2 separate regions of the Homo sapiens genome follow, and region 1 is linked to region 2. Evidence: chromatin loops called from intact Hi-C (ENCODE). Cell type or tissue: IMR-90. All regions are shown on one strand. Links, peaks and the distances in the headings refer to the core of each region. The heading gives the core; the rest is flanking DNA.

Region 1 (17,136 bases), core at 8,642-11,141, 310 kb after region 2:
TCTCTCCAATCTGCATCATACTTGCTCTTTGATTTTTCAACGCTTTTTTTTTTTTTTTTTTTTTTTGTCGACAGAGTCTCCCTCTGTCACCAGGCTGGAGTGCAGTGGCACGATCTTGGGTCACTGTAACCTCCACCTCCTAGGTTCAAGCAATTCTCCTGCCTCAGCCTCCCGAGTAGCTGGGACTACAGGCACGCGCCACCATGCCCAGCTTATTTTTGTATTTTTAGTAAAGATGGCGTTTCAAGATGTTGGCCAGGATGGTCTTGATCTCTTGACCTCATGATCCGCCTGCCTCAGCCTCCCAAAGTGCTGATTATAGGCATGAGCCACTGCATCCGGCCTCAATGCTTTTATTTCTTTTTGCCGTCTCCATAAGAGAGTAGGATTTGTACTCCTCTCTTATGAGTCTCACGTTTTAATTGCAGTCTTGTTCCTAGCAAGATAGGCTATCTTGGACAAGATCAATGAGGTTTGTGATCATCTGAACATTCAGGAGTTCTGCGAGACCAATAGCCCTGGTTTGGAGTTCTTCAGTTTGGAAACTGAGCTGCTTCCTCAGTCAGATTTATTGCACATGTCAAGAAGCAATTGACTCCATACCAGCTTCTTTTCACCCTTGTAAGGGCCATGGTTCAAACTGATGGGACTGTTCTTATCAATCCCGCAACCCTGACTAATCGGGGGAAACTTCTTGACTCATAAGCTACAAGGAAGAAAAAGGGAAACAAAGTTTTCCAGGAGGCCAATGGGTGAATGTCTTTTCCTTCTGGGAAGTGTTGCTCTGTATTCCTGCTCTAGAAAAAATCACCTTGGTAAGTAAGAGTTCTTCCTCTCTTTAACTTTCTGTAAACAGACCTTAGACCAGTGAATTTCATGCTCACAGTATATCAGAGTCACCTGGAAAGCTTTTGAGAAAACTCAGATCCCTGCACCCTATTGGCCAAGAAATTGAGACTCGATTGATCTGTGGAGGGGCTCAGGAAATGGTATTTTGAGAGAAGGACTCAAGTCAGTTTTTATAGACAGTATTTTTCATAGAGTGCATGGGCTTCATCCTTGGTTGACAGTTTTTATGGTGATTGGCACTCAAACAACATTTCTGATGGACAGAATGGGACTCCCATGCCTTGCCCTAGCATCTGGAAAGCTCAGAGCTCCTGCTCCATGAGCGCTGCTGCTGCACCTCCACCTGCACCCCCACTTCACTAATGTGGAGGGATTTCCAACCTATTTTAGAAGCAGAGGCCTATTAATGTGAAGGCCACTGAGTAGCCTTGAAGTCAGAGTTTCCATCCAGATGAACGTCTAAAAATTTTCAACCTGAGATTATTTTCCTGACCACAAGAAGAAGGAAGACATAATTTTTATGGTTGACTTGAGAGAGGCAGACTGCCTGCCCCACCCTCTCCTCTCCTTCCAAACTGATCTTTGTTTTTGGTGTCATTTGGCTCTTGGTGGGAGGAGGGGGGAGGAAACTCTTTCCCAGGCGAGAATATAAGCACCCCATCTCTTGCAAGGAGCAAGTGCATTTTGGAAGAAGAGCCTCCTTCCCCTCCAGGGAAGACTGTGGGAATGTGAGCCCCTATCTTTTTTTTTTTTTTTTTTTGGTAATTCCTGTGGTCTTTGATTTATTCTCCGATTCTAATAGACAACCAAGGACTCTGGAATTGGCTGCAAAATCAACTGTGGGAGAGGAGATGAGAGCTTTTGTGTAGAGAGGTAGAAGTGGAAGAAGCCAGAAGGAAGGGAGTTGAAGAGATTCCAAACACATGGCCACTCCAAAGCTGCAGGGCACTGTCCTAGTGTCCACTAGCCACTCTGCAGCAAGGGTCATGGTCAGCTGACTGCTCCAGCTGCATGGGATGCGAATGGTCCATCAACTGCCCATGCCCTTGCTCAGGGCTCACACTCTTCTGTCACCTCCCTACAAGTGGGGTCTTCACTGAGCACCATTCTTGTGGCTACAAACCCCCAAGAGGGGAGGTGATGACTGACCAGGATCTCCCAGCTCCATGATGGGGTCAGCTTCTTCAAAGTCCCCAGCTCTCATTCCAAGAAAACTGTAAGATTGAAGATAGTCAGAATACCTGGTATCCAGGTTCCCTAGGGCTGCCATGGCAAAGGTACCACAACCTGGGGGGCTTAGACCAACAGAAGTCTACTGCCTCCTGGTTCTGGAGGCCAGAAGGCCAAAATCAAGTTGTCAGGAGGGCCATGGACTCTCTGAAACCTGTAGGGGAAGGGTCCTTCCCTGCCTCTTCCAGCTTTTGGTAGCTCCAGACATTGGCTTGCAGCAGCCTCACCCTAATCTCTGTCTCCATGCTTACGTGGCTTTCTCCCTGCACCTCTGTGTCTTTTAAAAAGAAAAACAGTCATATTGGATGAGGAGCCCACTCTGCTCCAGGATGATCTCACCTTAACTAATTGCATTTGCAGTGACCCAATTTCCAAATAAGGTCACATTCTAAGATATTGAGGGTTAGGGCTTCAAATACCATTTTTTGGCAGGCAGGATGTAGTAGCCTGTTTTCACGCCGCTGATAAAGACGTACTTGAGACTGGACAATTTACAAAAGAAAGAGGTTTAATGGACTTACAGTTCCATGTGGGTGGGGAAGCCTCACCATCATGGCGGGAGGCAAGGAGGAGCAAGCAATGTCTTACATGGATGGCAGCAGGCAAAGAGAGAGAACTTGTGCACGGAAACTACCCCTTATAAAGCCATCAGATTTCATGAGACTTATTCACTATCATGAGAACAGCACGGGAAAGATCTGCCCCATGATTCAATTACCTCCCACCAGGTCCCTCCCACAACATGTGGGAATTCAAGATGAGATTTGGGTGGGGACAGAGCCAAACCATGTCAGAGGGAGGCACAATTTAACCCAGAACACTTGGGATGATGAGGAGTATGAATTGGAAATGCCTGAGCCCCCTAAACTGGGCTAAGGAGACAATCCCTCCCTCTCTCCTACCCTTCCTCCTCTCCCTCCCTTTTTTCCCTTCCTCCCTTCCTCTGCTCCCTCCCTTCCTTCCTTCCCCTCTTCCTTCCTTCCCTCCCTCCCTTCCTTCCTTCCCTTACCCCTTCCTCTTATCCTTTCCCTTTCTTCTTTCCCTCCCTCTCTCCTGTCCCCTCTCTTCCTTCTTTCCATTACTCCTGCCCCCATGTCCTCTTCCCCTTCATCTGTCCATCTCCTTAGAAGTCTGCCAGTGAGGTGCACAGATGAGGAATGTCAGGCTGCCCAGGATGGCATCAGCCAGCTGACTGCTTGCAAGTGGCTCCATGGGCCCTAGAGAAGGGAGGAGGCCAGCCTCCTCAATCTGAATGCCCTTCTGCTTTATGAGCCTTGCCTCTGCTGCCATTTTTAGCAGCAGCTTAACTTGCAGGGATACTGCCCTGGTCCTCAGCTGCCATCCCAGACCTGCAGGCGATGCCTGGGCGCTCCCTCCCTGCTGTCACAGGACACTCACCACCCGCTGATAGCCAGCCTGCTTTTTTGACATTGTGAGGCATCTGCCTGGACAGCCAAGGACAATGCTGCAGTTTCTGTGGAAACCTGAGTGCCTGTAAGGACTCTAGTGGGGACTCTAACCCACCATTGGGCAGGCTCTGGGAGAGGCTAGAGAATGGTGGTCAACCACCTGAGTGAGGTCTGTCTGATCTGTGACCCGAGGGATGTCACTCACTCTGGAGCAAGGGGCCCTCTCTGGGCCTCAGCTTGCTTCTCCAGTGAGAAATTGCCAAGCCTGGCCACCTGCCTGAAATGAGGGTAAGAGGAGACAGAAGCAGCACGAACACAAACTAACACTTAAAGGGATTATCTTGTCAGTTGCATGGGACTTTCTTTTGCTGTCCATGGAGATAGCTGTAGGAAGAGGGATGGAAAGGCGGAGGAGGGAGTGGGGCCTGATTCTTTGATGTAGAGAGAGGTACAAGAAGAAGTAGAAGGCTTGGTTTCGATAAGAGGCATTTTAGATTTGGCCATCCCAGGGGCCCAGATGATGCAGTAGTGGAGGAAGCCAATCTTGGACTCCCTCTTCTCCTCAATTCTTCCCTGGGTCATGGTGCAGCTCAGGACCTCTGAAGGCTTTGGCTGCTCTCCGTGGAAGACTTTGGGACCAGTCAGCACATGGCCTATTGGCAGATTCACAAAGGGCATCTCCCATCTCACTCTGCTGTGCAAGTAAATGGTTATGAAGCCTTCAGAGGTGCCACAGAGAGGCCCCAGGGCTGAAGACCATGCATGAACTCTTTTAGCATGGAAAAACACTCACGAAGGCAGTTATTAGTTATAGCACCCTATTTAGAGACTTTATAAGACACAATTTTTGTTTTATCAATTTGTAGGAACATAGATCATTTACTGTTTGCTGACTATGGTTCTCCCATGAGGACCTCTCTCTCTCATGCTTCCTTCTTCCTAGTAGTTATAGAACCACTCAGACTACATTTCCCAGTTTCCCCAGTGCCTAACCATGGTCATGTGACTAAATTCCAGCAAATGGGATGCTATGGAAGTGACGTGTGTATAGCTGCCAGGGAAGCTGCTTGCCCTCCACATCTTTTATCAAGGCTAGAAGGTGAACTTGGGGTAATGAACCAGTCCTAATGAGGATGTAACCAAAGGGAACGGTAGAACAGTGAAATGAAAGGAAGTTGGATCCCTGTATGACCTGCCAGATCAGAGCAGCTGCCCTCCATCCTCTCTCCCGAAACTGCCCTGTTCAGCTCAAACTTTAAAGGAGAGAAAAATGAACATTCCATCTTGTTTAAGTCACTCTTATTTTCATCTCTGCTAAAGCAACTGAACCAACATATACAAACTGGATCAATAAGTAATTTGCGCTGTGATTTTGCTTACTATCATGCACATATATTGGTGTCCAAAAAACATGAGTGTGAAATCTTGTCAAAAGTTTGCTCACATGTTACCTGTTTTTTCCTGCCAACCAACACCACACACCACTTTCTCATAAAGGTCTTCTTAGATCCAGGAAGCTAACCCAGAACCCTTTAAAAATGATCATATTCTCTGGCCGGGCGCGGTGGCTCACGCCTGTAGTCCCAGCACTTTGGGAGGCCGAGGCGGGTGGATCACGAGGTCAGGAGATCGAGACCATCCTGGCTAACAAGGTGAAACCCCGTATCTACTAAAAATGCAAAAAATTAGCCGGGCGCGGTGGTGGGCGCCTGTAGTCCCAGCTACTCGGGAGGCTGAGGCAGGAGAATGGCGTGAACCCGGGAAGCAGAGCTTGCAGTGAGCCGAGATTGCGCCACTGCAGTCCGCAGTCCGGCCTGGGCGACAGAGCGAGACTCCGTCTCAAAAAAAAAAACAAACAAACAAAAAAAAAACAAACAAAAAAAAAAACACATCATATTCTCAAACAGCTAATAGAAAGGTCAATTCAGAGTGATTTACCTTCAGAGAGGGACCCTCAGAGAGAACCTTGTTTTGGGGAGTTGTAAGAAGCCCTGTAGGCTCTATGACCTTATATCTCAGATTTTTAGGACAATTCTAATTTAAACTATTCTGGCTCAGTTCCCACAAATGTATTTGTAAGTGTACTTGCCATGGTTTTTGTTGAGAAATGTGGTCGCAGTCCCTACGGGCCCCTCAGCTGATTGTCATCCCTTCGTGTCATCTTGCCCTCTGGTCTTCCTCCTGCCAACTCAGGAAGGTCTAAACTCAGGGGACAGAGGACTGCTCCCTCTGAGCTGCTCCCCCCGAGCTGCTTCCTCTGAGCTGCTCCCTCCGAGCTGCTCCCTCTGGCCCCCTCTCTGACGGACTTTTTCTATTCTAGGAACTGTACCGCACTCATTCGTAGGGAAGCTTTTTTTTTTTTTTTTTTTTTTCCTTTTGGAGAAGTTAAGCTTCTTTAGAGATTAAAGTTGGTTTCCTCTAGCTTCCTTACAAACTCACAGTGTTAAAACTGGGTCATAGAGACATAGTTGTTCCATTTTCTAACCAGACAATAGCTTCAGGCAGTGCCAGAGTTCCCCTCCTCTCTGCCCCCTTTCTGGAGCCCCAGGAAGCCGCTGAGCAAGTCCCTCCTGCTGGGAGTGGACAGACCTCCTTTGCACCTGCCCTCCTCCCTGGGCCAAGGGCACTTGCCCTTGTCACCAGCTTAAGCTGTCGCCTTTTCCTTTGTCTCTAATTTATGCTACTGGCCTCCAGGGGGCTCCCCTCTGCTCCCGCTTCCCTCTCCTTCCCTCCTCCCCCTAGGATGCATTCTAAACAAGGGCAAGGACATTTTTTGGGGTCATGGGGCTAGGGGTGGAATTTTTGTCTGTCCTCAAGGGCTTAATGCGTTGAGACTGTCATAGATGGTATCATCATTCAAAAATATTTTCCGGCCCTTCCTGAAGGAGAGGATAGTTCCCTACCCCCTGCCCCCCACTGACATCAGATTTGACATTGTGACTTGCTCTTGCCAAGAAATGCAAGCAGAAGTGATGTGACACATGTCACTTCCAGGAAAAAGCTTTAAGAGCTAGTGTGTGGTTTGCTGTGTGTCTTTTCTCTCTTCCACAAGATGGACAATGGTCCAGAAAGGGGCTGCTTCATCAGCCTGGATCCCAAAGAAGATAACATGAAGCAGGGATATAGTTGACCCATGACAGATGGGCAGCTTGAGCAAGAAATAAACCTCTCTGACTGTAAGTCATTGCAGGTTGGGCATGTTGTTATTGTAGCATAATCTAATCTGTCCTGACTATTTTAGAACATACATAGAAATGATCTCACACTCTTTTTCTATGAAGCTATGGTGAGTTGGGCTTGGGTTGGACATGCAAGGAGACTGCTGCATCATGAGAATATAGTGTGGATAGATTAGTCTACCTCTGCTCTAGGCTTTAGAAAGAACCCCACCACTCCCCGCCCCCTACTCCACTCTCTTTTCTGGCCCTGGAATGACCTTAATGTTATCTGTTTCCATATGTACCTGTGTGTTAGTCTGTTTTCACGCTGCTGATAAAGACATACCTGAGACTGGGTAATTTATAAGGAAAAAGAGGTTTAATGGACTCACAGTTCCACGTGGCTGGGGAGGCCTCACAATCATGGCAGAAGGAGAAAGGCACGTCTTCCATGGCAGCAGACTACAGAGAACGAGAGCCAAGCAAAAGTGGAAACTCCTTATAAAACCATCAGATCTTGTGTGATTTATTCACTACCATGAGAACAGGATGAGGGAAACCACTCCCATGATTCAATTATCTCCACCTAGTTGCTCCCACATGTGAGAATTATGGGAGCTACAATTCAAGATGAGATTTGGTTGAAGACACAGCCAAACCATATCAGCCTATTTTTATCCCTGGTCCACCTTAAGGCAGGATGCAGTCTCTCTTCCCAGGCACCAGAAAGAGGCCATTGCATTAGAAGAACTGATGATAAATATTGATTTTACTGAAGATCTCACAGGGAAGATAGAATGTTTATATCATATCCTCAATGCCAACTGCCCATGCATGTCTGTAGCAGTTCTCCATGATACAATGAGCTCTGGAGCCAAAATACTTAGGTTCGAATCTCAGCTTTACCACTTAGTGTGTGATCCTGAGCAAGTGAATTAAATTCTATGTCTGAGTTTTCTCTTCTGCAAATTGGAGACAATGATGCTTCCTGTCTACTAGGGTTGTTATTCTCGGTCTCTGACAAGCATGAAAGTTCGACTCGAACTAACCTCTTCTTGGTAACTTTATTCTTTACCTGTCTTCTCCGCATGACCAGAGATACCTCTGTAAAATGAGGTTGAGCAGGAATATCAAGCCTGCCACACAGCAAATACATAGTAAATGTTAGTCATCATCATAATCATTATCATCACTGTTATTTCAGCTATTAACAATCTTCACCAGATATGCTTGCTTTTCTAAGTCCCTTCCTCCCCATTATGCTATTGGTGGCTGTGACTTTTTTTTTCTTTTCTTTTCTTTTCTTTTTTTTTTTTTTTTGAGACAGAGTCTCACTGTGTCACCCAGGCTGGAGTGCAGCGGTGTGATCTCGGCTGACTGCAACCTCTGCCTCCAGGGTTCAAGCAATTCTCCTGCCTCAGCCTCCCAAGTAGCTGGGACTACAAGCACACGCCACCACTCCAGGCTAATTTTTCTATTGTTAGTAGAGATGGGGTTTCACCATATTGGCCAGGCTGGTCTCGAACTCCTGACCATGAGGTTTTGGTCGGCCTCCCAAAGTGCTGGGATTACAGGTGTGAGCCACTGTACCCGGCCTGTGCCTTGCCTTTCATTTGATCTTCTCCTGTGTCGTGTCCAGCCTCATGGTCTCCTGTCCCTCCCCTTCTGAACTGAAGCTTCCCCACCACAATTGAGTCCCTTGTGTATCTGGGATCTGGCGTTCATGCCCTCCTCTCTCTCTTCCCTCCTACACTCCCCCTCCACCACCCCAACCACAAGCCCACATATCTCTAGCTCTCAACCATCCTACCTTGGAGACATTACTTGCAGAGAATAGCCTGCAATGCTGTGAAGTTCCCTCCCAGGGAGAAAGAGGTCATCTTGAGAACTTATATCCCACAGCCCCCAGTCTCCCATGCTGGGACCTTCTCACCTCTTCTGTCCTGGCAAGCAGCCAAGTGTGGCTCAGAGGCTGAGCAGAGGGAAAGATGTTGGCCCTTTGCTCCTCAGCATCAGTGGGCTTAAGTGCGGGCACAATCCAGACCTGGAGTGTTTGCATTTGAAGGCTTAGTTCTACTCGAATGAAACTCTGGTTCAAGGCCTTCCAGGCCAATGAAAAATTCCAGCCAACTGAGACCAAGCAAATGTGGCTGTATCCACATATTCAGAGCCAGGCCTTGGGCAGGGCAGGTGACAAGGAGCATGTCATTTGGGGGAACCTAGCACTGAGTGAAATCATCACAGTTAATTCTTTACTAGCTGTGTCAGAATTTCGGCTCATTTTAATCTTGGTGTTCAATGAACACCCTGAGGTCTTCCTCATGAGTCCCCTGCATTCTGATGAAATTGCCTTTAGTGTCTTAGGAGGCCGTGTGGTTCAGAGCATGGGTGTGGAGTTGAGAGATGTCCATTCCACTCCAGGTTTCACCCTAAAAAGCAGTGTGAGGTGGAACGAGTTATTCTGAGGCTCAATTTTTTCATCTATAAAATGATCATTATTATTATCACCGTCACCATCATAATCATCAATTGCCCTGCCCCCTGCCTCACAGTCTTACTAGGGTTCAACAGGATAAGCTATGTAAAATGTTCGGCCCAGGGCCTGGGACCTGTTTTTCCTGCTTCTGCTGTTGTTATTGTTACTATTATTATTGTTTCAGGTCACCTGGCCCTCCAGGGCCTCTTTGTAACTCTTATAAAATGATCTCTGACACTCTGAGCCTGTTTTTATTTGGAATCTTAGGGGAAAAAAGCATTTGTGAGGTCCAGGATTTAATCTTGTTTGTCCTCGGGGCATGTGGCTATTAACAAGGGTTGTTTACGGAGGGTCTGTCCATCCTGCTGAGCTTGTGTGATCCTCACAGTGGCCCTGCAAGGTCAGCATTATTATTTCCATTTCATGAATGAAGAAGAGGCCCAGGGAGGTTGAAACACTTGCTCAAATTCACACATCCAGAAAGGAGCAGGATTGGAGTAGGAACCTGTGTCTGATTCATTTTGCAAACACTTTTCTAGCACTTTCTATGCTCCTAGCACTGTTTCAAGTACTTTTTAAATAAGAATTAATTGATGTCATCCTCTTAACAACCCTATGAGGTAGGTGCCGTGACTGCCCCCTTGTGTAGATGAGGAAACTAAGGCACAAAGAGGTTAAGCCACTTGCCCAAAGTCACACAGGTTTGCATGGCAGTGACAAATTCACTTCGGCAGCCTGGCCCCAGCTGCCCCTCAAGGCTGTTCTTTCCCATACACGTCACTGTCTCTCACAGGGGTCCCGCTTTTTCAGTGGGTACATAAGCCTGCCTTCCTGGCACAGACATAGACCCCCTTCCCTGGTCCCCTTCGAGCCTCTTAAAAGGGGAGCCGCTGTTCTGCATTCATCCTCCATGACCGTGGCCTCTTCTGCTTCCTCCTCAGAAGCCAGTGGGTTTGTTCTGCAAATTGCTAGTCAGAGGAGGCCAGGCATTGTTTAGGCTGCTGGTGGTGAGGGTCAGTGCCAGCTACTGGACCAGAGCCAGACCTGCCCCCGTGCCAAACCCACCGCAGGGAGGCCTGCTGCACCTCCTCCTGGGAGGTCTCCCTAGGGCATCACCTGAGAGCATGCAAAACAAAAGCCACACAACCAAACCATTTTTCCAAGGAGGGCCTGCTTGCCCAACACAGTAAAATCCAACTCCTATTGGCCTGTATTCCAGTAGATGCATTCAGTGTGTCCCTTGGCAAAATAATGTGGTAATTGCTGTAAGAGACTGCCCGCTGCCTTCCCCAGTGGATGCTCTATCCTTCACCAGTGCTCATGAGCATTTGTGGAGGGGTCCTCTTCCATGGCCAGCCAACAGCCCCACTTCTGCACCCTGGCTCATACCATTCAGAGTCTGCACCCTGGACTGACTTAGACTAGCAAAAGATTTTAATCAACTGGTTCCATCTCCCCAGCCCACACGGATATCTGGGGACTCCTAAAAACACCATCTCTGCCTGAAGAAATTTCCCTAGCATCTGCTAAAGCAGGCTAGCAAAGAGGAATGGGGGCTTACTCCATCTTTTAACAAATTGACTTATTAGGAAGCGTTCTCACATCCTGAGTCAAATCTACTGTATTAAAATTTTCTCCCATTCTCTTCGTGCATGTTCTGGAGTAACAAGATCAAGACTGCTTTCTCCTCTACATGACAGCCCTTTAATATTTAAAAGCAGCTGTTCTTTTTCTTCAGTCTCTAATTCCCTAGGCTAAATATATCCAGTTCTTCCATCTGTTATTCCAACAGGATGGTTCAGAATTCCTCACCATTCGGGCTGTCCTGATAGGAGAACTCTCAAGATTGCCAATATCCCCTTTAAAATGAGGCCCCAGGAACTGAACCCACTGTCAGAGCTGACTGTCATCTGAGTTCCCTGGGCGTGAGCTGCATTTATTTTCCTTAAGAGCCAGGTTGCCCGGTTGGCTCACTCCAATCTGCTCTTCTCACATAAGCTGCTGCTGGTTATGTTTCTCCCACATTCTAAACTTGGACAAGAGAGTTTTTAGATCTAAATGCAGGCTTTTATATTGATGACTATTTAAAATCCTCTTAATCCCTTTTAAAGGAAATTCTAGTCAAATTCAACATGTTCCCATATCAACGGCATTATTCTATCTTTTCCACTTCATATTATCTTCAAATCTAAAAAAAAATTTCCCTTCACACATTTGCCCAAGAAAAATATTGAAAAATTCTGCCAGAGCACCTGGGTTACCCACTGAAGAGAATTCTCCAGAAGAAGGTCAACTGAAGAGATGGCCTGCCATGCTAATCATAAACAAATTCTAAGCAGATGGCTTGGAAATTCGTTAGAAAATGGATGATGTGATCACCATCAGTCAATCAGCTGGTTAATTCAACCAGCTATTAATACTCTGAATAACATTCCATCTCACCCACAAACGTATCATGGTAGACTTTGTCAAATGCCTCATGGAAATCAAATCATGTCAAGGATCAGTCTCCTGACTTTAAAAACTAATACCCTTGACTGGGCGTGGTGGCTCACGCCTATAACCCCCACACTTTGGGAGGCTGAGGTGGGCAGATTGCTTCAGGTCAGGAGTTCGAGACCAGCTTGGCCAACATGGTGAAACCCCATTTCTACTAAAAATACAAAAATTAGACAGGCATGGTGGTGGCGCACCTGTAGTCCCAGCTACTCGGGAGGCTGAGGCAGGAGAATTGCTTGAACCCGGGAGGCGGAGGTTGCAGTGAGCCAAGATCGTGCCATTGCACTCCAGCCTGGGTGACAGAGTGAGTCTCCGTCCCCCCCTCAAAGAAAAATCAAAAACAAAACTAATACCCTTAAAAAACAACAACAACAAATGATGTTGGTTTGTTTTTAAAAAACACATGCTGATTCCTAGTGATCATTTATCCACAAACCATCTGTTTCCTACTCAAGTCCAATGGGAGTATTTTATCCCCTTGCCCCATTGATTGAGTCAGAGATGGGCATGACTCAAGCCAGAAGAATCAGAGTCAATCCAGAAACTTGTACTGGAACTATTTGGAAAGAATCTTCTTTCCACTGAAATTGCTAAGGTTGGAGGATATAAGCCTGGGGATGTCAAGAGCCATCACATGAGATGGCTGAGAAGGGAGTCAATAGAGAAGCTAGCAGAGAAACTGGCTGGGATGCTACTAAGTCCTCATGGTGATATCTGACACCTGATCTAAATGTGCCTGAAAATAGAACCCCCATTTGGATTTTTCAGTTACAGGAGCCAATAATTCCCCCATTTTTGCCAAGCCTCAATCTTTTTGAAATTTGCATCTAGGCCATTTTTTCAACCCCTGCCCCAAATATATCCATAGCTGTCCCTCTAAGCACGGCTTCAGCTTCCACAAGCTCCAATATGTCACAACTTCATTAATTTTTAGTTCAGTATATTTTCTAATGTCCATGGGGATTTCTTATTAGACCCATGGATTATTTAGAAGGGTGCTGCTTAATTTCCAAGCATCTAGGGCTTTTCTAGATATCTTTTGTTATTATTTCCAGGGCTCACCGGTCTGTAAATATATGCACAGGATCTCATTTCCCTTGAGGTCTTCCTCAGTGAGGATTCTGCGGACTCCACATGGGTATCTTCCTTATGGTTCCTCATGTGATCATGACAGAGTTCATCTCCTCAGTGCCACCTTGGTCCCACCACATCCTTCTCAGATTTTCAGTATAGTGTGGTATTTGCTATCTCCCTTGGAAGCAAGGCCTCTGGAGCCCTCTAAATGTAAAGCTGCACCTCATTTAATAGTGGAGGGAGAAGAATGTCCTTAGTAGACATATTTAGTTTGTCCATCCAGCAGCTCTTCCTTGGAGGAACTATGCTTCCTCTCTTCCATATAGTTCTAGTGGGTTTGTCAATCACTGTAAAGCCCCTCCCCACCACACATGCAGAAATGGGCATGTGACTCAAAATGGCCAATCAGAGTTTTCCTTAGGAATTTTCTGCCCAGCTATCAAAGAAGACTGTCTTTTTCAACTGCAAGGTTATGTGTGGAGGGTTTCTAGGGGCCACCGTCACAGCCCATCAGAAAGGTCTGCAGAAGAAATAAAGTCAAATTGAGACAAGCAAAGCTGAGAAACAAAAGGTAAGATAGAAAAGAAACCTGCTAACATTGTTAGAGCCTTCCATCCACTGGAAACTTGAACCTCTCCTATGCTTTCCACTTTCATGAACTTGCAAGTTTCCCTTTGGCTTGTTTTAACTTGGGCAGTGGTCTGTCACATAAATCCAAAAGAGCCCTATATTGCTTGTAAAGGGTTGAATGGTGGCCCCCCAAAATGTATGTCTATGTTCTAATCCCCAGAACCTCTGAATGCGTCCTTATTTGGAAAAAGGGTATTTGCAGATGGAATTAAGTTAAGCATCTGGAGATGAGATCATCCTGAATTACCTGAGTTGACCCTAAGTCCAATGGCAAGTATCCTTATAAGAGACACACAGGAGAGACAGGGGAAGACGGCCGGGTGAAGATGGAGGCAGAGACTGGAGTTATGCAGCCACAAGCCTAGGAACACTGGCATCTGTCAAGTTGGAAGGGGCAAAGAACAATATCTCCCTTAGAGCCTCCTGAGGGAGTGCAGCTCTGCCGACACCTTGACTCCTGGCCTCCAGAACTATGAGAGAACAAATTTCTATTGTTTGAAGCCCCCAAGTCTGTGGGAATTTGTCAGCAGCCTCAGGAAACTAACACGTTGTTCCACTTTTGTATCAGCTGAGGGGAGGGTTATTTGGCCCTGATGTCTTCTGAGGCAGACTGGTACCTGTCCGTGGCCTGTTATGAACCAGGGCTGCACAGCAGGAAGTGAGCAGTGGGTGAGCAAGTGAAGCTTCATCTGTATTTACAGCCACTCTTCATCACTCACATCACTGCCTGAGCTCTGCTTCCTGTCAGATTAGCAGCATTAGATTCTCACGGGAGCACGAACCCTATTGTGAACTGTGCATGCGAGGGATTTAGGTTGCACGCTCCTTATGAGAATCTAATGCCTGATGATCTGTCACTGTCTCCCATCACCCCCAGATGAAACCGTCTAGTTTCAGGAAAACAAGCTCAAGCTCCCATTGATTCTACATTATGACGAGTTGTGTAATTGTTTCATTATATATTACAATGTACTAATATTAGAAATAAAGTGCGCAATAAATATAAGGCACTTGAATCATCCTGAAACCATTCGCCCCCAACCCCTGGTCCATGGAAAAATTGTCTTCCATGAAACCAGTCCCTGGTGCCAAAAAGGTTGGGGACTGCTGTTCTAAGGCTTCAGATAATAAAGACGGATACGGGACATACCACGCTATATTCCAGATTCCCTATCCGCTCTGACAACCAGTTTCCTAGCTGGCTTGGTGTGGGCATGCCTACCACGTTCTTCACTCAGAATGAGTTATCTCCTGGGAGATATCACAATCCCCTTACAAATGGACTCCTGATGAGTCCATCACCTGTCACACACACACACTTTGCCATAGGGTAATGTTAATATCTCAAGCATTAGAGTCAGTGAGGCCAAAATTAGAATTCTACATCTGCTAATTCCTGTGAGACAGTGGAGACAAATTGGTTTACATTTCCAGGTCCCAACTTTCTCAGCTTGCAAATTAGGAATCTCTAGCTCACAGGGTATTATAAATGTTAGGTAATCCACACAAAGCACAGAGCAGTCCATGGTCCATCTTCTCAGCAAATGCAAGCTAGGGTATGTTGCTAGATATTTTTAAAACCTGGCTTTGGGCTTTTTTCAGATATTGAGCAGCAATATGTTCAGGAAAGGTGTACGAAGCTTCATTGGGGTGAGTCATGATTTGCAAAGGATGGTTTAGGATTGGGCATAGGATCTCGTTTGGGCCAATGAGATGAGAGGGGAAATTTTTGCTGGGCTTTTCTGGGGAAAAATGATTTTAAAAAATTAGACACACAAAGAGACACCCACTCAGACTTTGTGTTTTGGACGCTGTGATGTGAAGATACAGTGCATAGAGTGCTGGCAGCCATCCTGTGGCCATGAGGCAAAAGCCCAGAAAATTTCAGTGAGCAGTCATAGAGCCTTGATATCAATAAGCTGCTAAATTCACCGATTCTGCAAATCTAGGCCTCCAGAACTCTTAATGTGTGAGGTCATAAACTCCGAATGTCTATGCCACTTTTGCAGCTGATAGCCTCCTGAAATGTTCCTCAAGGACTTTGTGTGTTGTACAGTTGTTTTTGTTAGTGATGCAGTGTTTTTAGGCTAAGCGAGTGTATTAGTCTGTTCTCACGCTGCTAATAAAGACATACTCGAGACTGGATACTTTATAAAGAAAAAGAGGTTTAATGGACTCACAGTTGCATGAGGCTGGGAGGCCTCACAATCATGGTGGAAGGTGAAAGGCACATCTTACATGACAGCAGGCAAGACAGAATGAGAGCCAAGCAAAAAGGGTTTCCCTTTATAAAACCATCAGATCTCGTGAGACTTATTCCCCACCATGAGAACAGTGTCGGGGAAACCATCCTAATGATTCAATTATCTCCCACTGGGTCCCTCCCACAACACGTGGAAATTATAGGAGCTACAGTTCAAGATGAGATTTGGGTGGGGATGCAGCCAAACCATATCAGTGAGCAACACCTTAAAGTGGTTTCATGACACCTATTACCATTTATGATTCTCTCCTCAGTGTAAAACCAAATAAAGTTTCATCCTCAGGGTTCTGCCTTCTGTTGCAACATTTTCACATCACCTGGGGAAAAACACCCTTTTTAACCAAATTTATTTGCCCCACAAATCTCAACACATGGGTGATCAATGTCAGCATTGGAAATGTTTTTCACATTAAAATTCAAGCACAACATTTGCTCCATCTGGGGACAGAGTGAGCAGGTAAACAACTTTGAAAACTATGTACCATGTGAGATACAGGGGCTTGGGTGTCTGGACCCTGAATCCTGTTCAGCTCTGACAGTGAGCTTTGTTTCATTTGTTTTCACTCTCCCCTACATTAGTTCTCTTGAACAGCGGCCAGGTTCTTCCTTCCTCCTCTCAGCAACAGGCAGGCCTCCCTGAAAGAGCTCAAGATCCAGGCTGCGGGGTGACTAATAGTCACTAATTTAAAGAGGAGAATCCTCTTGCTCTTTGGTGCATAAATTCTGTCTACTCTGCCTAATGCAATCACTAAGGGGTCACTCTCCCTGCCTCCTAGGAAAACACAAGGAATATGTTCTACTAGAGTAACAGTTAACCCTTAACAGCCACATCGAATATTAAGAGGGTTTAAACTAAAGGATGCTACGGCACAAATGCCAACTTTTCAGAGAACCCTTCCCTTGACCACATAATTACAAAAGAACTCTGATCATTCTCTGGTTCCTTACCTGACCCTTTTCTGAAGTCACATTTACCAAAGTATAATTTATATACAGTAACATTCACCCTTTAGGTGTACAGTTCTCTCTTAGTGTTGGGCAGCTATGCAGACCCCACTGCAATCCATCTGGAGAACTTCCTGTACACCAAAATGTTCCCTTGCACCCCTTGGTAGAGAATCCCTTCCTCCATTCTAAGTCCTTAAAAACCACCGATCTGATCTCTGTCCCTCTGCTATTGCCTTTTCCTGAATGTCACATAAAAGGAATCACATGGTATGTAGCCTTTGTGAATTGCTTCTTTCACTTAGCACAGTGCTTTTGAGATTCATCTGTGCCGTGTGTATCCACGGTTCATTCCATTTAGTGCTGGGTAGTATTCTTTTACATGGTGATACCATAGCGTGTTTAACTGTTCATGTATTGAAAAGCATTTTAATTGCTTCCAGTTTTGGTTTTGTTTCCTAATAATGATTGTTTCCAAGCTGCTATGAAGAATCATGTACAGGTTTTTGTGCTCATACATTTTTATTTATTTGGGAGAAATGCCCAAGAGTGCAACTGCCAAGTCATAGGGTAAATGTTTGTTTTTTTTCCAAAAATTGCCAA
Region 2 (8,962 bases), core at 23-2,522:
ACCACCACCACCACCACCACCACCACCACCACCACCACCACCACCACCACCACCACCACCACCACCACCACCACCACCACCACCACCACCACCACCACCACCACCACCACCACCACCAACACCACCACCACCACCACCACCACCACCACCACAACAACAACACCACACNNNNNNNNNNATCACCACCACCATCACCACCACCATCACCACCACCATCACCACCACCATCACCACCACCACCATCACCACCATCACCACCACCGCCATCATCATCACCACCACCACCACCACCATCACCACCATCACCACCACCACCACCACCACCATCACCACCACCATCATCACCATCACCACCACCACTGTCATCACCACCACCACCATCACCACCATCACCACCACCATCACCATCACCACCACCACCACCACCATCACCATCACCACCACCACCATCATCATCACTGACTACTACCATCACCACCACCACCACCATCATCACCACCACCATCATCATCACCATCCCTGCCACCACCATTATCACCCACCAACTACCACCACCACCACCACCACCACTACCACCACCACTACCACCACTGTATTAGTCCATTCTCATGCTGCTAATTAAGACATACCCGAGACTGGGCAATTTACAAAGGAAAGAGGTTTAATCGATTCATAGTACAGCATGGCTGGGGAGGCCTCAGGAAACTTACAATCATGGTGGAGGGGAAGCAAACACATCCTTCTTCACATGGTGGCAGGAAGAATTGCCGAGCAAAGGGGGAAAAGCCCCTTATAAAACCATCAGATCTCGTGAAAATTCACTCATTATCACGAGAACAGCAGCATGGGGGTGACTGCCCCCATGATTCAATTACCTCCCACCAGGTCCCTCCCACGACATATGGGGATTATGGGAACTACAATTCAAGATGAGATTTCGGTTGGGACACAAATCCAAATTGTACTAACCACTATCATCACCCCCCACTACCACCACCACCACCACCACCATCATCATCATTACCATCATCACCACCACTACCACCATCATCGTCAAAGCTTCTTTTCTCCATTACTTCAGAAGGTCTTGGGGCAGCGGCTTTATTTTCCCCTTTCCTTCGGTAAATTCAGTCTTGTGTGTCTGCTGCTTATTAACATCTCCACCAGGGGGCAGGCTGTGGAAGAAAAAGGTTCAATGCAAGACTTTACTCTGTCCTTGAATTTCGGAGCTGCCAGTGTATGAATTCTTCCAGACTCTCCCTGACAGAAACCATCTTTATATATCTGCTAAGCAGTTCTATTTTTTAATTTCTCTATCACAAAGAGTTCCTCTTGTTCCGTGAAATATGTATGGTTTTGAATATTTGAACCCGATGTTTTCCTCTTTGCTCTAACTTCTGAAATGTTTTGCCAAATGTGGGAAAGTGGAGCTTGATATGAGTCAATTGCATTTTTTTTCCTGCCAAAAAGTGATTTCAATTTTCAGCTGCAGACATAGGCAAAAGGTGTCTAGGATAAGAGAGTTTACACTTCTGGGCCAGCAAACATGGTGGCATGCAGGCCACACTTCCCTCCTCTGTGCTCACAGATGGCATGGTTGATAGATGATGGCAATCTTCCTCACTGAGTCCAAAGGCAGTTCTAGATACTTTCTCAACACACCACTTCAGTCAGCTTCTAGCGATCAATGGCACTTGAGATAAAACCAACTTGGCATTTCTGAGATGTTCTACGTCACACTCCTTCCATCACTCTCCATTTGAAGCATAGTGTTTGGGTCAGGGCATTCTATTTTCAGAAGAATATTTGTGCAGTGATGCTTAATGAGGGCAGCTCTCCTCCCAGGGTGTGCAAATCTGTGGCCATTTCTTAGTAATCACAGCCAGTGGGGACACATCTGGCACATGGTAGGTGGGAGCCAGGATTGCTTATTCACCCTGTGAGGTGTGAGGTTTTCCCTCATGATGAAAACTTCTCTCCCAGCCTGTGCTAGTTTTGAGTATCTTGTTGGTCATGTATATAGGTGAAAAACCTGTTGATAATAATCTAATGCCAGACCTGAACTCTATTTTGTATCTAACACACATTATTTTCCTGTGCTTTTAATACACACAGAATTTCCCAGTTGTATAACTATCACATAAATTGAAATCTATCCCTCTGTTTTGCAGAAACTTCCCCAAGAGTTGCTTACCATTTCTGAAAATTGCCTCACCAATGACAGCGCTGCCCCTGGGATCTGAGTTGCCAAAGCAGCACACTGGGTTCAGCATGCACGGGTAGTGGTCCTGTTCACAGGGATTTTACATGCAAGGCACGCATCTGACTTCTTACTGACGTCTTCTATTGTAGTCACATTGTCATGGATGTGTGGTGGTCATGCTATTTATGGATTCTATTTCAGACAACAATAAAATAGGTGGTTCCAATATTTGGTCTAGAAAGAGAGTCCACTAGGCTGGGTGTGGTGGCTCACGCCTGTAATCCCAGCACTTTTCAAGGCTGAGGTGGGTGGATCACCTGAGGTCAGGAGTTCGAGACCAGCTTGGCCAACATGGTGAAACCCCGTCTCTACTAAAAATACAGAAAATTAGCCAGATGTGGTGGCAGGTGCCTGTAATCCCTGCTCCTCAGGAGGCAGAGGCAGGAGAATCGCTTGAACCTGGGAGGCAGAGGTTGCAGTGAGCTGAGATTGCGCCATTGCACTCCAGCCTGGGCAACAAGAGTGCAACTCTGTCTCAAGAAAAAAAAAAAAAAAGAGAAAGAGAGTCCACTAGATAGAGACAAAGGGTTGCTTTTCTTATCTCTGTTGAAGAAGGGGGTGCAGGCATTATATGCTGGCCTTCGTGTAAAATGCTAAGCTGGGGGGTGGATGTGCATGAGTGAATGTGTGTGTTTAGTGTTTTACTTTTTTTTTTTTTTTTTTGAGACAGAGTCTTTCTCTGTTGCCCAGGCTGGAGTGCAGTGATGCAATCCCAGCTCACTGCAACCTCTGCCTCCCAGGTGCAAGTGATTCTCGTGCCTCAGCTTCCTGAGTAGCTAGAATTACAGGCACGTGTCACCACGCCCGGCTAATTTTTTTTGTATGTTTAGTACAGATGGGGGTTTCGCCATGTTGGCCAGGCTGATCTCAAATTCCTGACCTCAAGTGATCTGTTGGCCTCGGCCTCCCAAAGTGCTGGTATTACAGGCATGAGCCACCATGCCCGGCCCTAGCGTTTTTTTTTTTTTTTTTTTAATAGTGGTAACTGACTTAGGCTGACCCACTTCCACTCTTTCCAGATCCAAAAAATGCCAGAAGCACAGATTTTGGGGAGACACATCATTTGGAAGAGGCATTGCCCTGGTTCATAATGGGCCATGTAAGATTCACTGATCTATGTGGGATCCAAGAAACCAATGGCCGATCGTTTCTATCATGCTCTAAGAATTTTGGGTCTTCAAATCACTTTTAAGTTTATGACCTCTAAGAATAGATTTAGAAATGACATCTTATGGCCGAGTATGGTAGTTCATGCCTGTAATCACAGCACTTTGGAAGTCTGAGGTAGGGGGGACCTCTTGAAGCCGGGAGTTCAAGACCAGCTTGGGAAACATAGCAAGACCCCATCTCTAAAATTAAAAAAAAACAACTCACTGAACATGGTGGCACATGCCTGTAGTCCCAGCTACTTTGGAGGCTGAGACAAGAGGGAGGCTAAGGCAGGGGGACTGTTTGAGTCCAGGAGTTCAAGGCTACAGTGAACTATGATTGCAGCACTGCACCCTTAAGGGTATCAAAAAACAAGTCATCCCTTACGGTATCAAAAATCTGGAAACAGCATTCTTTTTTGATACAGCAACCTCCTAGGTATTTATTCTGAAAAAAATATTGGGAAAATGTGCAAAGATGGATAAACAGTTTGCATTATCAGTAAAGAAACAGGAAGAAAAATCTAGCTGTTGAGCAATAGAGCACCGATTAAGTGAATTAGTTACATTTATCTATCTATCTATCTATCTATCTATCTATCTATCTATCTATTTATTTATTTGAGATGGAATCTCACTTGGTCACCCAGGCTAGAGTGCAGTGGCGCGATCTTGGCTCACTGCAAGCTCCTCCTCCCAGGTTCACGCCATTCTCCTGCCTCAGTCTCCCAAGTAGCTGGGACTACAGGCACCCGCCACCATGCCCGGCTAATTTTTTTTTCTTTGTATTTTCAGTAGAGACGGGGTTTCACTGTGTTAGCCAGGATGGTCTCGATCTCCTGACCTCGTGATCCGCCCCTCAGCCTCCCAAAGTGCTGGGATTACAGGCCTGGGCCACCGCACCCGCCCTAGTTACATTTATTTATTTATGAGATGGAGTCTCGCTCTGTCACCCAGGCTGGAGTGCAATGGCATGATCTCAGCTCACTGCAACCTCTGCCTCCTGGGTTCAAGAGATTCTCCTGCCTCAGCCTCCCAAGTAGCTGGGATTACAGGCATGGGCCACGACACCCGGCTAATTTTTGTATTTTTAGTAGAAACGGGGTTTCGCTACATTGGCCAGGCTGGTCTCCAACTCCTGACCTCAGGTGATCCACCCACCTTGGCCTCCCAAAGTGCTGCGATTACAGGCACGAGTCACCGCACTCAGAAGTTACATTTATATACTGGAGAACTATCCACCATTAAAACTAAATTTATATTTACTAAAATGGAAGGGCAAAACTAACATATTTAGTGATGATAGACTATATGTATATTATTACTCAATTCAAAACTTTTATATATTTACATATAAAAAGTTCTGGAAGGACATTGATCAATGGCAAGGGGAGAAATTAAATGCCATTAAATTTCTGTTTCCAAAAAATTTTCATAATAGTTATGTATTAAGTATGTAATTTCAAAATTAATATATTTTCCCCCAAACATTTAAAATAAACAAACTTAGTCTATATGCTTGCTGTATTAATTTGCTAGGACAGCCTCCACAAAGTACCACAGACTGGGCAGCTTAACCAAGAGAAGATCATTTTCTTATGCTTCTGGAGGCCGAAAGTCAGAGCTCAAGGTGTCAGCATGGCTGGTTTCTTCTGAGGCTTCTCTGTTTGGCTGTAGATGGCTGTCTTCCTCATGTGTCTTAACACTGTCTTCCTCCTGTGTGTTCCAATCTGTTCCTAAAATGACAACTGTAACTTTGGATTAGGCCCCCCCGCCGATGACCTGATGATTTAACTTAATGATTGTTTAAGACTCTATGTCCAAGTCCAGTTACCTTTGGAGGTACTCGGGGTTAGGACCTACACATATGAATTTTAGGGAGGACTCAATTCTGCCCCTACTCTTGCCTTCTAAATAAAATATGGAAGCCTTGTAGTTTTCATAGGAAACACCTTCTGTTAATAAATATTAGCATGACATGATCATACTAATAATTATTTTATAGCAGCGGTCCGGAACCTTTTTGGTACCAGGCACTGGTTTCATAGAAGATAATTTTTCCATGGACTGGGGGTGGGGAGTGGTTCCAGGATGATTCCAGCACATTCCATTTATTGTGCACTTTATTTCTATCATTATTACATTGTAACATGTAATGAAATAATTATACAACTCACCATAATGTAGAATCAGTGAGAGCCCCGAGCTTATTTTCCTGCAACTAGATGGTCCTGGGGGTGAGGGGAGACAGTGACAGATCATCAGGCATTAGATTTTCATAAGGAGTGGCAATCTAGATCCCTCACATGTGCAGTTCACAGTAGGATTTGTGCTCCTATGAGAATCTAATGCCACCACCGATCTGACAGGAGGTGGAGCTCAGGTGGTAATGCGAATGATGGGGAGTGGCTGTAAATACAGATGAAACTTCTGTAGCTCTCCCTCTGCTCCCCTCCTACTCTGCAGCCCACTTCCTAACAGGCCGTGGACTGATACTGGTCTGTGGCCCGGTGGTTGAGAACTCCTGTTTTATAGCTTGATAAAAGCTATTTTATACATTTGGACAGAGATTCTCAAAATGTCTCTGTTGACATGAAGAAGATGCAAATGCACACTGACAAAGCAGTCTTCCTTCCCCAGCAGATTCATGGATTGCAGTATTGGAATCAAGTCATGCTTCTTTTTAAAAAAATTGTGATTCTTATTTTCCTTTTTGTATTCACATCTCAGCAGCAGAAGGAAGAGTCATGCCTTCTTAATTTCAGGTCAGCAGTCAGTCAGTCCACATTTACTGGACACCCACAGGGTATGGCACATTTTACTAGGTGTGGGGGCAAACTAAAAATAAATAGAAGCTTAATTCATGCCCTAAAGGAGCTTTTAATTTCCTGGAGACACAGAACACTCCTGCTGAACACAAATACACTAATAATAAGGAAACATTTCATGTGAGATTTAGAGATAAGCAGTCTAACTTAGTTTGTGAAGGGTGATATATTTTGTAATTAAGTGACTACAGAGTAATGGGATGGCCAGGACTGGCCCTCAGACCTCTTGACTCCCTGTGGAACTTTTCCCATCAGGTCACTCTGCCACCAACCCTAATGAGCCCCATCAACTGCAGTACAAATCTGTGCCCTAAATATTGAGGGGGAGTTCAAGTAAAGAAAACAAAATCAGATTTTTTTTTTTTGAGAAGAAGTCTCACTATTTCGCTCTGGCTAATGTACAGTGGCGCGATCTCAACTCACTGCAACCTCCGCATCCCAGGTTCAGGTGATTCTACTGCCTCAGCCTTCTGAGTAGCTGGGACTACAGGCATGCATCACTATACCCGGCTAATTTTTAAATTTTTAATAGAGGTGGGATTTCACCATGTTGGCCAGGCTGGTCTCGAACTCCTTATCTCAAGTGATCTGCCTGCATCGACCTCCCAAAGTGCTGGGATTGCAGGAGTGGGCCACCGTGCCCAGCAAAATCAGATGTTGGTATCATGAAAAGCATATCAAATGCATTTTGGAGAAAATAAGAAACATGGATTAAAAGGAAAGATGAGGGAGCATGAGCTAAGAGTTGGTCTAAGAGTTGGCGGCGTAGAGTGATACAGAAAGCCAGGAGTTCCTCTCAAACCAACTGAGGGAGATGGTTAAGGCTGTGAGAGGCAGGAGAGGTTCTTCCGTGGGAAAGGACAGGTCTGTATGAGCTGAGGGAAGGGGCTGCATAGAGTCGTCACAGGACTGAGACTGGCGCAGGGAGGCAGAGGTGAGCCTGGCAGAAGTTTGGATGTCACAGCCCCCTCCACATTCCATAGCTTCTTTCATTGCAACTTGTTTCTTAGTTCAGTTAGTAGAAATTCAGTCTTTTCTTGGGGATGCTGAAAAGTCCGTGGGTATTATTCCATAAAATCCAGAGCAGTGGAAAGGATTTGTTTGAGCATATGTGTAATTATGTGTGTAAGTGTGTGTGAGTGACTGTGTGAGCACGTGGGTGGGTGGGAATATGCACGTATGTGAGTGTGACTACATAGAATGTGAGAATGCACATATGTGTCTGTGTGTGTGTGTTTGTGTGTGTTGTATGTGAGAGTCAGTGTATAGGTACATTGCTCCTAGAGGTCACTGTACTTGTTTCCTATTGCCACTGTGACAAAATTACCGCACATATAGTGGCTTGAAACAACACACATTTGTTATCTTACAGTTCTGGAGGTCAGAGGCTGAAATGGGCCTCACTGGGCTAAAATCAAGGTGTGAGCAGGGCTGTGTTCTTTCTGGAGGCTCTAGAGGAGAAACTGCATCTTGCTTTGTGGCACTTTCTCCATCTTCAAAGCCAGCCTTTCTCCTCTTGAATCCTCTGACCTGCTCCTCTGCCTCTCTCTTCTGCTTTTAAGGATCCTTGTGATTACATTGGCCCTGCCTGAATAATGCAGTATAATCTCTTTCTCTTAAAGTCGACTAATTAGCAAACTTAATTCCATCTGCAGCCCTCGTTTCCATGTAACCCAACATATGCACAGATTCTGGTGATTAGGAGGGTGACATTATTCTGCCTACCACAGTTACCATCATAATCTGCTTTCATAAAGCAGAAATGCCTCTTTCCCCTTTCTCCAAATGTTGAAAGGCCTTGGAGGGGCAGGAGGCCCAGGCCTGGAGAAGCAGGTGTATTTTGCAAACACACCCCAGGGGGTTCTGATTCAGCCTCACTCTCATTGTGATCCACTGGTTTAAATGTTAGCTTAAAACAGCATTTATCTTTTCACAAATAGCAATGACAGAAAGGACTTTTGCGATGATTTAACCCATTCATTTTTATTCATCAGGAAAGGGAGAGCTCAGCTGGTGAAATGACTTCTCCAAGGTCTCCCAGGTTGTGAGGGTAGAGCTAGATCACCTACCAACATCCTCAAAGCTCCATCCACTGCTCTTCCTATGGTTAGATTCATCAATTTTACAAGATTATTTATTTCCCTGCCTTTTCTAACCAAGAGAGATGTGGTTTCTGTGGATAAGATGCTTACATGGTTTTGTTGCCTTTGCTGCCGGAGGCACATAATGGGTTGAGGAGGTGAGACCCAAGGTAAATATGCCTGGTATTCAATCTGGAGTGTCGTGGTATCAAGAAGATGAAGATAACTTGGAAGAGGTTTACAGGAGATCAGCTAAAATGATGAAATGAGGGAAGAGTGAAGCAGATAAGGAGGGAATCCTTCACTAGGCAGCCAGTTGGCTGGAAGAAAGCAGACTGCAGGACTTCCCTGAATATTTTCAAGCTGGGATATAAGGTTCATGCTGCTTGCAAGTTGGGCCTCAGCACTGGAAGTCTCCAAATTAGCCGTGGTGAAGGGAAATCAATGTCTTTGAGTCCATCAGTTGGTTCCATTTCTACTCCGTGGCCACTTTGCATATGAGCCCATCAAACAGTCAGTGAGGTGGCTGGGAAGGAAGTTGACTGATATCTACAGGGCTGATAATTTTGTCCACTGGTTTATTCATTACCTTTCCCACTGTGGAGTAGGGTCTTTGGGAGAGAGTACACTTTCGGGAAACTT

What was found. Hi-C counts contacts between places; a loop is a spot of excess contacts. Peaks named below come from ENCODE experiments on the same cell type or tissue, not always from the same donor. Only the 100,000 strongest peaks of a DNase experiment are listed, where the experiment ranks them.
Region 1: it touches region 2 in a loop (5-fold over the local background); 2 of 110 quality-filtered maps call a loop at or near these places.

What each region holds. Positions count from the first base shown.
Region 1 is chr21:32,090,497-32,107,632 of GRCh38, forward strand. No RefSeq gene overlaps it. Among named protein-coding and RNA genes, the nearest start is that of LINC00159, 13 kb to the left of the region's middle. In IMR-90, for the core only: a CTCF peak has its summit at 9,754 (motif pointing left); no DNase peak of the experiment used is centred there; H3K27me3 peaks cover 464 bases.
Region 2 is chr21:31,784,899-31,793,860 of GRCh38, forward strand. No RefSeq gene overlaps it. Among named protein-coding and RNA genes, the nearest start is that of SCAF4, 57 kb to the left of the region's middle. In IMR-90, for the core only: a CTCF peak has its summit at 1,165 (motif pointing right); a DNase peak (open chromatin) is centred at 1,173; H3K27me3 peaks cover 345 bases.